Regions from separate parts of the Homo sapiens genome. Here region 2 is linked to region 1. A link is a contact called in ENCODE Hi-C or POLR2A ChIA-PET data. All regions are on one chromosome and are shown on one strand. Each heading gives the region's core, a stretch centred on a gene start or an enhancer-like site at or near the end of the contact. The rest is flanking DNA. Distances are from core to core; before and after follow the strand shown.

Region 1 (6,094 bases), core at 1,985-4,484:
TTTTCAGTTCCCACATACGAGTGAGAACATGTGATATTTTTCTTTCTGTTCCTGGCTTATTTACTTAACATCAGTTGGCAGTTGTTGAAGCTGGGTGATGGGTATGTGAGTCCTTGGAACACTATTCTAATACCCTCTCCATGTTATATATGTTGGAAATTTTCAAAAAGTTAAAAGGGGGATCTAACAAATAGAACCATAAAGTATCTAAACTGTTGTTAAATAAACGGTAAAGTCCATAATACGTTAGAATTCTTTCATTTTTCAAGATGTCTACAAGAGAGCAGTACCTTGATTCACAAGCCCTTTGAGATATCATTGAAAGTAGGATGCAGAACTCAGAGCTGCTTGCCTTTTGCTACATTTCCCCCGTAATGCATTCCCCACTCTCCTTCCATCAAAACAGGCACTTACCTCTGACAAGCTGGGATATATTTCAAAGATGCATGCTGAATCCACTGCCCTCAAATGGCAGAGAGAGGATGCAAACACAGCCGGGCAATGCCAGCCATTTCGCAGCCTTCCTACTGTGTTTGAACTCAGAAACAGCTTTATCTCCATTTCTTGACCACATACCTCACAGCCTGCAGCTGTGCAGGGGGGCTGTAAAGAACTGTCCAGCCAATGCTTCACAATGACCGTATCACTCACTGACCCCTTTCCACTACTCCTCACATCAGTCTTTGAAACTGCCCCTAACACACCGGGTCACCTGGGTGACCTGTCAAGCTCTGTTTTTAACTGTTTCCTTTTCTTGAAAGTTCGAACTAACCAACTTCAAGTATTTAGAAACTTCCCAAGTCTACTGGATTGTAGCAAAAACCTGTTGGTAGACAGAAATGAAGTTCTTGAAAGGGTTTAATAACATTCAATTCCACTTGGGATACAGCCAACACTTACAACACCCATAGATTCACTATGCCTAATACCGAAATGTTATCTCACTCCAGCTGCAACCTCCAAGTCCAATAAACCTTCTTTAGCTACAAACGTTCTTAATTTGAGTGAGACAGGTTCAACCTGAAAAACTTAAAAGGTCAGGTTGTTTTTTTCTAGAAAAATAAATCTTCTCTAAAGCTTCTTTGCTTAAATCAACATTTCATAAAATAAAGCAGCTATTGCAATTCCTCCACGACTTGGACAATATAACTAGCTTTCTTGTCCACCAGCTTTCAGACCCACAGTTTTGTGAAATAAACCTGCTTTTCTGGAAAAAAAAAAAAAAAAAAAAAGGGCCAGGCACAGTGGCTCATGCCTGTAATCCCGGCACTATGGGAGGCCGAGGCGGGCGCATCACCTGAGGTCGGGAGTTCGAGACGAGCCTGACCAACATGGAGAAACCCCGTCTCTACTAAAAATACAAAATTAGCCGGACATGGTGGCGCATGCCTGTAGTCCCAGCTACTCGGGAGGCTGAGGCAGGAGAATCACTTGAACTCGGGAGGCGGATAGCGGTGAGCCGAGATCGCGCCATTGCACTCCAGCCTGGGCAACAACAGCATAACTCCGTCTCAAAAAAAAAAAAAAAAAACAAAATAAAACAAAAAAGCAAAAACAGAAGCCTCACCTAATCTGCCCATAAAACAAGACTAGTGAAAACGATGACTATGCACAAGAGTAAGCACCATTGTTTTTCGGCACCCCCTTTTCCATCGGGTGCACGCAGGCACGCGGACACACAAGCCTCTCCCCTGCCCCCGCGCCCCGCCTGCGCGGGGAATCTGCCACACGGTATGAACTGTGCTCTCAGCGGAGAAATACTCTGGCCCAGCAATTTATGTGTGTTTTGTTTGTTTTAAGTGGGAAGGAAAGGAAGAGAGTGGGGCGTGAAAATGGGAGATCAGTTTTAACTCAGATTTAATTCAATGGTTCGCGTTTCCTCCCATCTTTCTCTGCATCAAAATGCAGGTAGATCGGTGAAATTTCAAGTTTCTTGGGTCGTTAAATACCCCAATTTAAACGATGGAGGCTGGGAACTGGGGATATAAGGAGGAAACCTAGGGTTGGAAGGGCGGGCAGGGTTAAAGAGGTTCGGGAGCTCCGCAGATCTGAGCGAAGCATGCGAGGCTGCCGCGCCCGGGCAGCGGCTGCGTCTCGGGTTCTCGCCCTGCCCGCTGCCTCGGGTTTTTGCCAGTGACTGCGCCGTCTTGGCTGCCCACCCACACCTCGGGTTGGTCCCGACTTTAGGCTAGGCCATTCACTTCCGGTGACAAATCCCTCCCACCACCCCTAGAAATAATGTACCGCTTCTCCCACCGCTTTCCTAAGACCGACCGCCCCAGAGAGCCACGGAGCCCGGGGCTAGGGTCTCACCCCAGCGCGGCCGGCGACGCCCAGCTGCGGAGGGAGTGGCCGGGACCGAGCTCGGGGAGGGCAGGGAAGAAAGAGGAAGGGGGTGTGGATCTCACCTTCCCCCGCCCCCACCCCTCCGACTGCAGCAATTGGCCAAAAAAATAGTAATCCTTTTATGGACTCCCCCAGGGCCCCTCGAACCAGGTTGCAGTGAGGAACCCAGTCTCTCCCATCGCAGTGCCCCTTGCCTTCTCCTGCCCTAGTAACTGCCTGCGGGGATCCAGGAGCCCCCAGGCCGCGCCGAACTGCAGTGGATAGGGGGGAGGGGGGCGGTAAGGATGAGGGCTACGGGGAGGCAGAAATGGGTTGGGGGAAGGGGTGGTGGAAGGGAAAAGAAAAAACCGGAGGCATGCAAGCGGCTCCCCAGCCAGCTGTTCCAGCTGCTGCTTCCTCCGGCGCGGGCCAGGCGGTGCAATATTCCCCCCCGCTCCATCTTTCTCACCACTACCTGTCCCCCCAACCCACCACACGCACTCATCCCTCCCACCCACACCCCTAGTAGCGGATCTCCGGCCTGTAAGGGGGTAGTAGGGAGGAGCTGGGGGGAGGGGGAGGCCTGCGAGTTTCTAACCTTGTTCTTATAAACAAACCCACATGTGCAGCTGCCGCTGCTGCAACTCACCCCACAATCCCGGATATAAGTCCTGCCCCTTTAAGAGGAAAAAAAAGATTCCCCCGCCTGCCTCCCACCCCACCCATCCACAAGAACCTTTGTCTTCCCACCCCCATAGTCAGTCGGCCCCGCCCCATCTCCCCGCCCCCTCCGACGCAGAGGAACCAATAGGCGAAGAAAATAAGGCCGGGGATCTGACATCATCATGTTAGGCCAATCACCGGACGCGTTGGTGGGAGGCCTCACGGACAGCGCGCCCGGAGGAAGGAAGACAAGAGAGAGGAAGCTTGAAGCCAATATGGAGTCCGTCAGTTGCTCCGCTGCTGCTGTCAGGACCGGAGACATGGAGTCCCAGCGGGACCTGAGCCTGGTGCCTGAGCGGCTTCAGAGACGCGAACAAGAACGGCAGCTGGAAGTTGAAAGGCGGAAACAAAAGCGGCAGAACCAGGAGGTAGAGAAGGAGAACAGCCACTTTTTCGTCGCCACCTTTGTTCGGGAGCGAGCGGCCGTGGAAGAGCTTCTGGAGCGCGCGGAGTCGGTCGAGCGGCTGGAGGAGGCGGCCTCTCGGCTCCAGGGGCTGCAGAAACTAATCAACGACTCAGTTTTTTTCCTAGCCGCTTACGACCTGCGGCAGGGACAAGAGGCGCTGGCGCGGCTGCAGGCGGCCTTGGCCGAGCGGCGCCGGGGGCTGCAGCCCAAGAAGCGTTTCGCTTTCAAGACCCGGGGAAAGGATGCTGCTTCGTCTACCAAAGTAGACGCGGCTCCTGGCATCCCCCCGGCAGTTGAAAGCATACAGGACTCCCCGCTGCCCAAGAAGGCGGAAGGAGACCTCGGCCCCAGCTGGGTCTGCGGTTTCTCCAACCTGGAGTCCCAAGTCTTGGAGAAGAGAGCCAGCGAGTTGCACCAGCGCGACGTTCTTTTGACCGAACTGAGCAACTGCACGGTCAGACTGTATGGAAATCCCAACACCCTGCGGCTAACCAAGGCCCACAGCTGCAAGCTGCTCTGCGGTCCGGTGTCTACCTCTGTTTTCCTGGAGGACTGCAGTGACTGCGTGCTGGCAGTGGCCTGCCAACAGCTCCGCATACACAGTACGAAAGACACCCGCATCTTCCTGCAGGTGACCAGCAGGGCCATCGTGGAGGACTGCAGTGGGATCCAGTTCGCCCCTTACACCTGGAGCTACCCGGAGATCGACAAGGACTTCGAGAGCTCTGGTTTAGATAGGAGCAAAAATAACTGGAACGATGTTGACGATTTTAACTGGCTGGCCCGGGATATGGCCTCCCCAAACTGGAGTATTCTTCCTGAAGAGGAGCGAAATATCCAGTGGGACTAAGCAGTTGTCACTCTGTTCTTCACTCCTACCAAATACTTTCCACGTTGGACTTTCCCCCTTATTGGGTCTCGAAGTTTACTTATTGTCACACTGTGTATGTTTTCAGCATTTTAAGGCTAGAGATTGTAATGGGCTCCTACTTGTAATTTCCATTAAATTCGTAACAGGTATAACACTAAAGCATTTTTGCTATTTTCGTCATGCCTTTGAGACTGAGTCTTACTCCGTCCCCCAGCGTGGTGGCGCGCTGGGATTACAGGCGCGCGCCACCACGCGAACTTGTATTTTTAGTAGAGACGGGGTTTCGCCATGTTGTCCGGGCTGCTCTCGAACTCCTGACCTCAGGTGATCCACCCGCTTCAGCTTCCCAAAGTGCTGGCATTACAGGCGTGAGCCACCACGCCAGGGCTTTATTTATTTATTTTTACCACAATAGTTTGAAGCAGTAAGGGGGAAGGAGGGTGATTATATTGCTTTGTAATGGTTTGTGATACTTGAAACATCACGGTGCATAATAAAGTAGGTCTGCAGTAAATACATGGGTTTGTTTGGTGTGTGTGTGTGTGTGTGTGTTTTGTTTTTAAAGAGATGGGCTCTCCTTATGTTGCCCAGGCTGGTTTCGAACTCCTGACCTCAAGCAATTCTCCTGCCTCAGCCTCCCAAAACACTCGGATTATAGACAGTAACCAGCAGTGTCAGGGTATAGATACATATTTAATAAATTCCAGAGCTGAGCCCGGGGGCTCACGCCTGCAATCCCAGCACTTTGGGAGGCTGAGGTGGGCAGATCACTTGAGGTCAAGAGTTGGAGACCCGGTGCCAGGTGAAACCCCGTCTCTACTAAAAACACAAAAATTAGCCGGGCATGATAGTTCACACCTGTAGTCCCAGCTACTCAGGAGAACTGCTTGAACCTGGGAGACAGGTTGTCGTGAGCTGACATCACGCCACTGCACTCCAGCCTGTGTGGCAGAGTGAGACACTGTCTCAAAAACAAAAAACCATAGGTAATTCCTTTGTCCCTAGACATTCAGTTCCTTCGGAGAGCCATCACTCTTTACGTGTTTCTTTTTTTTTTTTTTTTTTGAGACAGAGTTTCGCTCTTGTTGCCCAGGCTGGAGTGCAGTGGCGTGATCTCAGCTCAGTGCAACCTCAGCGTCCCTGGTTCAAGTGACTCTCTTGCCTCAACCTCCCGAGCAGCTGGGATTACAGGAGCCCGCCACCATGCTCGGCTAATTTTTTGTATTTTTAATAGAGAATTTCACCATGTTGGCAAGACTGGTCTTGAACTCCTGACCTCGGCTGATCCACCTGCCTCAGCCTCCCAAAGTCCTGGGATTATAGGCGTGAGCCACTGTGCCCGGTCCTTTTTTTTTTTTTTTTCCTTTGTTTCTTTGAGACAGGGTCTGGGTGAAGGACCTTCTGGGCTCAAGATATCCTCCAACCTCAGCCTCCCAAGTAGCTGGGACTACAGGTGCACCCCATCACCCCCGGCTAATTTGTGTATTTTTTGTAGAGAGGGCTTCATCATGTTGCCCAGGCTGGTCTCGAACTCCTGAGCTCAAGCAATCTGTCCCCCGTGGTCTTCCAAGTGCTGGGTGGTGGTGCGTGTTTGTAATCCCAGCTACTCGGGATGCTGAGGCATGAGAATCCTTTGAACCTGGCAAGAAGAGGTAGCAGTGAGCCATTACTGTGCCATTGCATTTCCAGAGCAAGACTCTGTATAAAAAAAAAAAAAAGAAAAAAAAGAAAGGGGGTGGTGCCAGGCGCGGTGGCTCATCCCTGTAATC
Region 2 (6,966 bases), core at 1,074-3,573, 640 kb before region 1:
TCGGGAGGCTGAGGTGGGAGGATCACTTGAGCCCAGGAGTTTGAGACCAGCCTGGGCAACACAGAATACCCCATCTCTCTCTCTCTCTCTCTCTCTCTTTTTTCTGAGATAGAGTCTTGCTCTGTCACCCAGGCTGGAGTGCAGTGGTTTGATCTCAGTTCACTGCAACCTCCACCTCTTGGGTTCAAGCAATTTTCCTGCCTCAGCCTCCCAAAATGCTGGGATTACAGGTGCCTGCCACCACACCCAGCTAATTTTTGTATTTTCAGTACAGACGGGGTTTCACCATATTGGCCAGGCTGGTCTTGAACTCCTGACCTCAGGTGATCCACCTGCCTCGGCCTCCCAAAGTGCTGGGATTACAGGTATGAGCAACTGCACCCGGCCCCTATCTCTTAAAAAATGAAAAGAAAGAGAAAGAGAGAGAGAGAGAGAAAAGTACGAAATACAAACAAGACATTGATGAAGGCAAGAAGGTAAAATAAATAAATAAACAAATAAATGCAATTGAAAAGGAAGACATTAATCCAGTGAAGTATTTTTCTTTGGCTTAATAGCAGAAAACAACAGATATAACACACATCAATCTACACTGTCTCATGGTTACATGAACTTTCTGACTCTGCTACAAGTTAGCACATAGGGATCCTGACCCATCTTACCATCTCACAAGATATGCTGGCCCACTGAACTCATGACATCAAACTAATAGGGCATATGGAGTAAAAAATAGCAAGTATCTTACACGCTTTAGGAAATATATGTATACCGGAAGGTAGGGAGGTTCAAGTACAAAGGCTTTTCACTTCACTGATATTTCTTGATGTTTAGTGATCTTGCATACAGGTGCTCCCTTCAAAATGAAGGACAAGTTGCTTTACTTGTGCTACCTACCCCTAAACCAAAAGAGTCACATCACTTAGGTGAATTTAGAGACAACATTGATCATATTTGGGTTACTGCTCTGACCTCCTTATCTGGTCACTTGAAATGAAGCCATACTTGAGTGAGATTCAGAGGAAGAAAAGGTTCTCCAGCTGGTCCAGTCTGCAGTGCAACTTAGTCCTTGCGATCCTTATAATGTTCAAAGTGTTTGTGGCAGACTGAGGTACTTTATCATCTATGGCATGTCCTGATAGAATAATCATAGCAGAGGCCCTCTGAGCATGCCTTTTGGCAGGTAAATATTCTCTCTTTGAGAATCAGCTCTCAGCTTGCTGCTGGGCCACGGACACAGCATGATCATGGAACCCAGCATGATCACAGCATAATCATGAACTGGCTATCATCTGGTCTTCCTAGGTATAAAGCTGGTTCATACCTAGGACATGGATCCATTATCAAGTAGAAATGACATACACAAAATGAGGCCACAGCAGATCCTGAAAACACAAATGGCTCCTAGCACCCACACCACTACTTCTGCTGCATTGCTATTTCATCTACCACTATAACCAATGAAATGGGCCTTGTTACCAGACTGCAGTGGAATAAAGTCATGATTAGTTTGTAGCTGTCTTCACCTAATGTGCTGGCATTAGAAAGAAATGGGCTGCTGTGATACTGTGGCCCCCAATCAAGGGTGACCCTGAAGGACACTGAGGATAGTCAGGACTTCAAGAAATACAACTACCTGACCAGTTTTCCCAGAAGGAGAAACAGGTTAAGAGTCTACACTGATTTGGCCGGGCCCGGTGGCTCATGCCTGTAATCCCAGCACTTTGGGAGGCCGAGGCAGGTGGATCACGAGGTCAGGAGATCGAGATCATCCTGCCTAGCATGGTGAAACCCCGTCTCTACTAAAAAATACAAAAAAAACCCCAAAAAAATTAGCCAGGCATGGCGGCACGCACCTGTAGTTCCAGCTGCGTGAACCTGGGAGGCAGAGCTTGCAGGGAGCTGAGATCGCGCCACTGCACTCCGGCCTGGGTGACAGAGCGAGACTCCATCTCAAAAAAAAAAAAAAAAAAAAAGAGTCTGAGGTTAATGGTTTGGCTAGATGATTAGGGAGTTAGAAGTGATATTAAAATGAAGTTGGAGAAGTATAATGTGGAAGAACTTCTTAAAATGGTTCCCAAATGTGACAGTATCTGTCATGATTCAGTTGCAGACCACAGATACCACTCTACTTAATTTAAGGGAGAAGGGCGTTATTACCAGGGATCACGTGTGGCTTACACAATATTTGTAAGGGGTAGGGGAAGAAGCTTTAGGTGGAGCTTGTAAGAGCACTCCCCACACCCAGAATCTCACTGATTCTGCTATGCTTGGGTAAGCTATGGCTTCCACTGCAGGAAACCAGCAAATCAGCACGTCGGTAACCACAGAACCACACTTCCTCTGTCATGATTCACAGCAGCAAAGTGAATACTTCATATCCTGCCTCTTTCTCCACATCACTCAGTTAACTGGGTTTCACATTCAAGTCTCATGGGAATATACCTGATTGGCAAAAATCTCAATTACACCTGAAACCATAACTGTAATAGGATCTGAGAAATACAGCTTTTATCTTTCTAGACTCTCAGTATAGAAAGGTACGAAGGAGTTTAGAATGTATGTTGAGAAAACCAGTCTAAGGAGTTTAGAACGTATGTTGAGAAAACCAATCTACTATAATGAGAACATTTGTGCCTCGTGAGTAGAAGAGGGTTATCAACAATCAGGTAGAGAAGATGAACTGCTCTATGGATGGTATCCACCCTTTCCCCTAGTTACACCAGAGTGTGCTGTATGAGCTTGTGAACAAAGTGACCATGGGACCACTGATGGAGGCAATGCATGTTGAGTGTAAAGGCTCAATCACGTGGACGTTCTCACACTAAGATTGACCTGCTACTGCCAGTTTGGACCTCTTCCTTCATGGACAGGGCAGTAATTTATCTTCATTGTAGAAGAAACTTACTTTAAATTTCTATATATTTTTCCTACTCACTGTATTTTTGCCAGCACCATCCAGAAACTTACTGAATGACTCATAAGGCATTCAACATGACATCCCACACAATGATGCTTTTGGCCAAGGGAGTACTTTTACGGTGGAAGAAGTAAGACAGCTGGGATACACAATTCAACTCTTCTGGGATTCCTTATTTAGTTTTATTGTATATTCCAGCTAGTCTTATAGAATAGGCTTACTGAGGTCTTAGTTTTTATTTTGCCAACTGGAGACAACATCTCATAAGATCATAGCGGTATCAGCCGGGTACGGTGGCTCACGCCTGTAATCCCAGCACTTTGGGAGGCCAAGGCGGGTGGATCACTTGAGGTCAGGAGTTCGAGACCAGCCTGACCAACATGGTGAAACCCCATCTCTACTAAAAACACAAAATTAGCCAAGCGTGTTTGGCACATGCCCGTAATCCCAGCCACTCGGGAGGCTGAGGCAGAAGAATAGCTTGAACCCAGGAGCTGGAGGTTGCAGTGAGCCGCAATCGCACCATTGTACTCCAGCCTGGGTGACAAGAGCAAAACTCTGTCTCAAAGAAAGAAAGAAAAAAAAAGATTAGAGTGGTATCCTACAGAATGTGACATAAGCTCTGAAATAGTGACCAACGATGTGGAGCATTTCTCTCATAACCAAAAATATACAAGGGTGGGGATGAGATATATAGGTGAGGTGGTACCTATTACAGTTACACTTGTGGCTGGGCGTGGTAGCTCACACCTGTAACCCCGGCACTTTGGGAGGCTGAGGCAAGGGAATCTCTTGGGCCCAGGAGTTCAAGACCAGCCTGGGGAACATGGCAAAATCCAGTCCCAACAAAAAGTACAAAAAATTAGCAGGGTGTGGTGGCATATACCTATAGTCTCAGCTACTTGGGAGGCTGAGGGGTGGGAGGATTGCTTGAGCCCAGGAGGTTGAGGCTGCAGTGAGCCATGATCATGCCAGCCCGGCCAACAGAGTGGGACAGTTTCTCAAAAAAAAAAAAAAATACACTTGTATCCTTAACAAATTACTACAAACTTGGAAAGTAAAAAACAACACATATTTATTATCTTACAGCTCTGGAGTGCAGAAATCCAAAATGGGTCTCACTGGGCTAAAATTAAGGTGTGGACAGGGCTGTGTTACTTTTGGAGGCCCTAGGTGACAAATCTTGCCTGTTCCCTTGGCTTTTTTAACTTCTGGAGGTTACCCACATTTCTTGGCTCATGGCCCCCCTTTCAAAGCCAGCAATGGCTGGTCGAATCTTTCCCATGATGGAGTGCTCTAATACTGACTCTCCTGCCTCCCTCTTGCTTTTAGAAGGTAACCACTGGTGATTACATTGGGCCCACTTAGATAATAGAGGATCATTTTCCCATCTTCAGGCCAGCTAATTAGCAACCTTAATTCCATCTGCAACCTTAATTCCCTCTTATCATGTAACATATTCATAGGTTTTGAGGATTAAGATGTGGATATCTTTGGGAACTATTATTCTCCCCACTACATCAACTCTGAGCTCTGCTGGTGAGAAATATTCCACCAGTAGGAACAACAGTTTAGGGTGAGATGGCCACTGGCCACTTTGGGTTCCTCACTGCAGTAGATCAACGGGGAAAAAAGAAGTTATGGTAAGTTATGGTATTGAGTCATTAATCCTGATTTTTGTGAAGAAATAAGATTGTAGTTACACACTGGGGTCAAGAGGCATATTGATGGTACAGAGGGGATCCCCTGGGGTGCATCCTCATGAAACCATGATCAGAACTAAAAGTTAATGAAAGACATCTTTAACCCCTTGAACAGGCAGGACCACCAAAAGCTTGGATCTCTCAGAAATGAGATTTGGGTCATATACTGACCAGCTGAGGTTCTGCCTAAAGGCAAAGAGACCACAGAACTAGTAGAGAGGACAGAAGTCATAAATACCCACAGCCTTCTGATTAGTTGTGGAAATGAGAATGGTAGCCTCTTTCCATATTTCTTTCCTTGATTTTTCCTAAATATATTCATATATCTTAACTGATTTCTCTTTTTTCTCTCTCTCTCTTTTTTTTTTTAGTAAATGATGTGTTGGCCGGGCACGGTGGCTCATGCCTGTAATCCCAGAACTTTGGGAGGCCGAGGCGGGCAGATCACTTGAGGTCAGGCGCTCGAGACCAGCCCAGCCAACATGGTGAAACCCCGTTTCTACTAAAAAAAAAAAATACAAAAATTAGCCAAGCGTGGTGGTGCGTGCCTGTGGTCCCAGCCACTCATGAGGCTGAGGCATAAGAATTGCTTCCACCTGGGAGGTAGAGGTTGCAGTGAGCTGAGATTGAGCCACTACACTCCAGCCTGGGTGACAGAGCAAAATTCCATCTCAAAAAAAAAAAAAAAAATATGTGTTGGTGATTGATAACATTACAAGCTAATCTACAAAGATATCAAGACAAGACTGGGCAGAACTAGGAATAGGCATCAACAAGACTCCCTGGGCTTGGAACTGGATGTAGTGACTGCTAAAATCTGAGGCTATTTTGAGGGAGGCAGTAAGTGATTTTCATTTGTATAAGGGATGTCCAAAGCGTGCTGGACAGGAAAATTTTTTTTTGGAAGAGTTAAGTATGGGAAGAAGGATATATGTGGATAACAGGCAGTAGGAGGGATTTTCTGAGCCTTGTTCTTTATAGATTTCCCATCAATACTGTGAACTGCACAGTTTAATTTCAACCACTTTATTTTCTGCTTTTGTTAGCAAGAATTCATTTTTCTTTCTTGCAGCTGGAAACCCTGACTGATACAGGGTCCCAGCCCGTCTTACCCTTTCCTCTCTCTCTTAGCACCTGTCATTTTCTTCTTCCTAAAACACAGAAAGGGTAGATCACTTTATTCTGTCATCCTATGCAAAAATCTCCAATGACAGGGTAAAATCTGGACACCTTACTCTGAAATCCATGTTTCTTACCAGATTAATGCCAAGTTACCTTTCCAAATGCATCTTTGCCTATTCCCTTCTAAAAACCAGCATTCAAGCCAAATTGGCTCCTTACTGCCTTGAGAATCACCAAGAACATCAAAATGTAACTTTTACACAAAGGAGGGTAGCCTTTTTTGGCCACCCAGTCCTCAAAGAAGTCTCCATATACAGAACTCCTGTCTATGACATTGTACAGAGGGATGCAATGCCTCATGATATGCTTTTGTTTTTATTGGTATCTTGAAAGCTACGTTTAAAAAAACCTGTGAGTTTCTCAAAGATAAGGACCATGTTTTATTCATCTTTATGGACTAGAACCTAACAGAGTGCCTGACAGCTACAATTATTAGGGTTTTAAACAATTCAGATACATTTCAGTGCCTTTTTTTCTTTTGGCGAGTGATAGTACTGATATAGTACTAAACATGAAATCTGTTCTTCCACCAAGGGAGGGAAGGGGCAGTCATCTGCTTCATGGGCTAGATGAAGAGACTGAAGAATCCAACTGCTCCTCGTACCAACTTTCAACCCAATTCTACATTTCAGCACCACACCCAAACCCACCTTCAAAAGTCTCTGGGGTGTCTAAGAGGGTCAGAGTTCTGTGTATGAACCATTTTGGTTCCTTCTGGGTTACCCACCTGCATGCCTAAGTTTCAGCTTTTTCTGCTTTGTTGTTAGTTACCTAACACCATCTGTTTTCTGGCTTCCAAAATGTTGTCATCATCCCATTTACATTCTCTTCTCATCTTTTCTCCCATTCCTTTATTTATTTATTTTTATTTTTTAGAGACAGAGTTTTGCTCTGTTGGCCAAGCTGAAGTGCAGTGGCACAATCATAGCTAACTGCAGCCTCAAATTCCTGGGCTCAAGCAATCCTCCCCAGTAGCTGGGACTGCAGGACTGAGCAACTATGACTGGCTAATTTTTTTTATTTTTACTTTTGTAGACACAGGGTTTCACTATGTTGCCCAGGCCTCTGGCCTCTAGCAATCCTTTTGCCTTGGCCTCTCATAGCCCTAGGATTATAGGTGTGAGTTACCACACCTGGCCCAAACACCTTAATTCTAAGTAAAGT

The links. Hi-C counts contacts between places; a loop is a spot of excess contacts on that map. ChIA-PET counts read pairs that join two places held with the same protein, here RNA polymerase II (POLR2A). Pooled maps may share reads with other maps.
Region 2: a loop to region 1 is called in a pooled map, with 15 times the contacts of the local background. The contact joins the enhancer-like site here to the promoter of TBCC in region 1. A Hi-C loop is called at or near these places in 7 of 50 pooled maps. POLR2A ChIA-PET finds 5 or more read pairs at or near these places in 2 of 52 experiments (GM12878 and endothelial cell of umbilical vein).

What each region holds. Positions count from the first base shown.
Region 1 is chr6:42,743,243-42,749,336 of GRCh38, reverse strand. It overlaps TBCC (tubulin folding cofactor C), which reads left to right and starts at 3,234. Exons shown (of 1, transcript NM_003192.3): 1 at 3,234-4,839. The coding sequence starts at 3,264. The coding sequence ends at 4,304. It also overlaps a transcript of BICRAL not described here. RefSeq lists enhancers at 1,742-1,791, 2,178-3,141, 3,206-3,415, 3,446-3,525, 3,586-3,745 and a silencer at 2,176-2,235.
Region 2 is chr6:43,379,253-43,386,218 of GRCh38, reverse strand. No RefSeq gene overlaps it. Among named protein-coding and RNA genes, the nearest start is that of ZNF318, 13 kb to the right of the region's middle. RefSeq lists an enhancer at 2,541-2,720. Within about 2 kb of position 2,323, at least 9 of the 41 ENCODE cell types and tissues checked have a DNase peak (open chromatin) inside an H3K27ac peak, as active enhancers do; they include GM12878, where a contact is called at or near this core.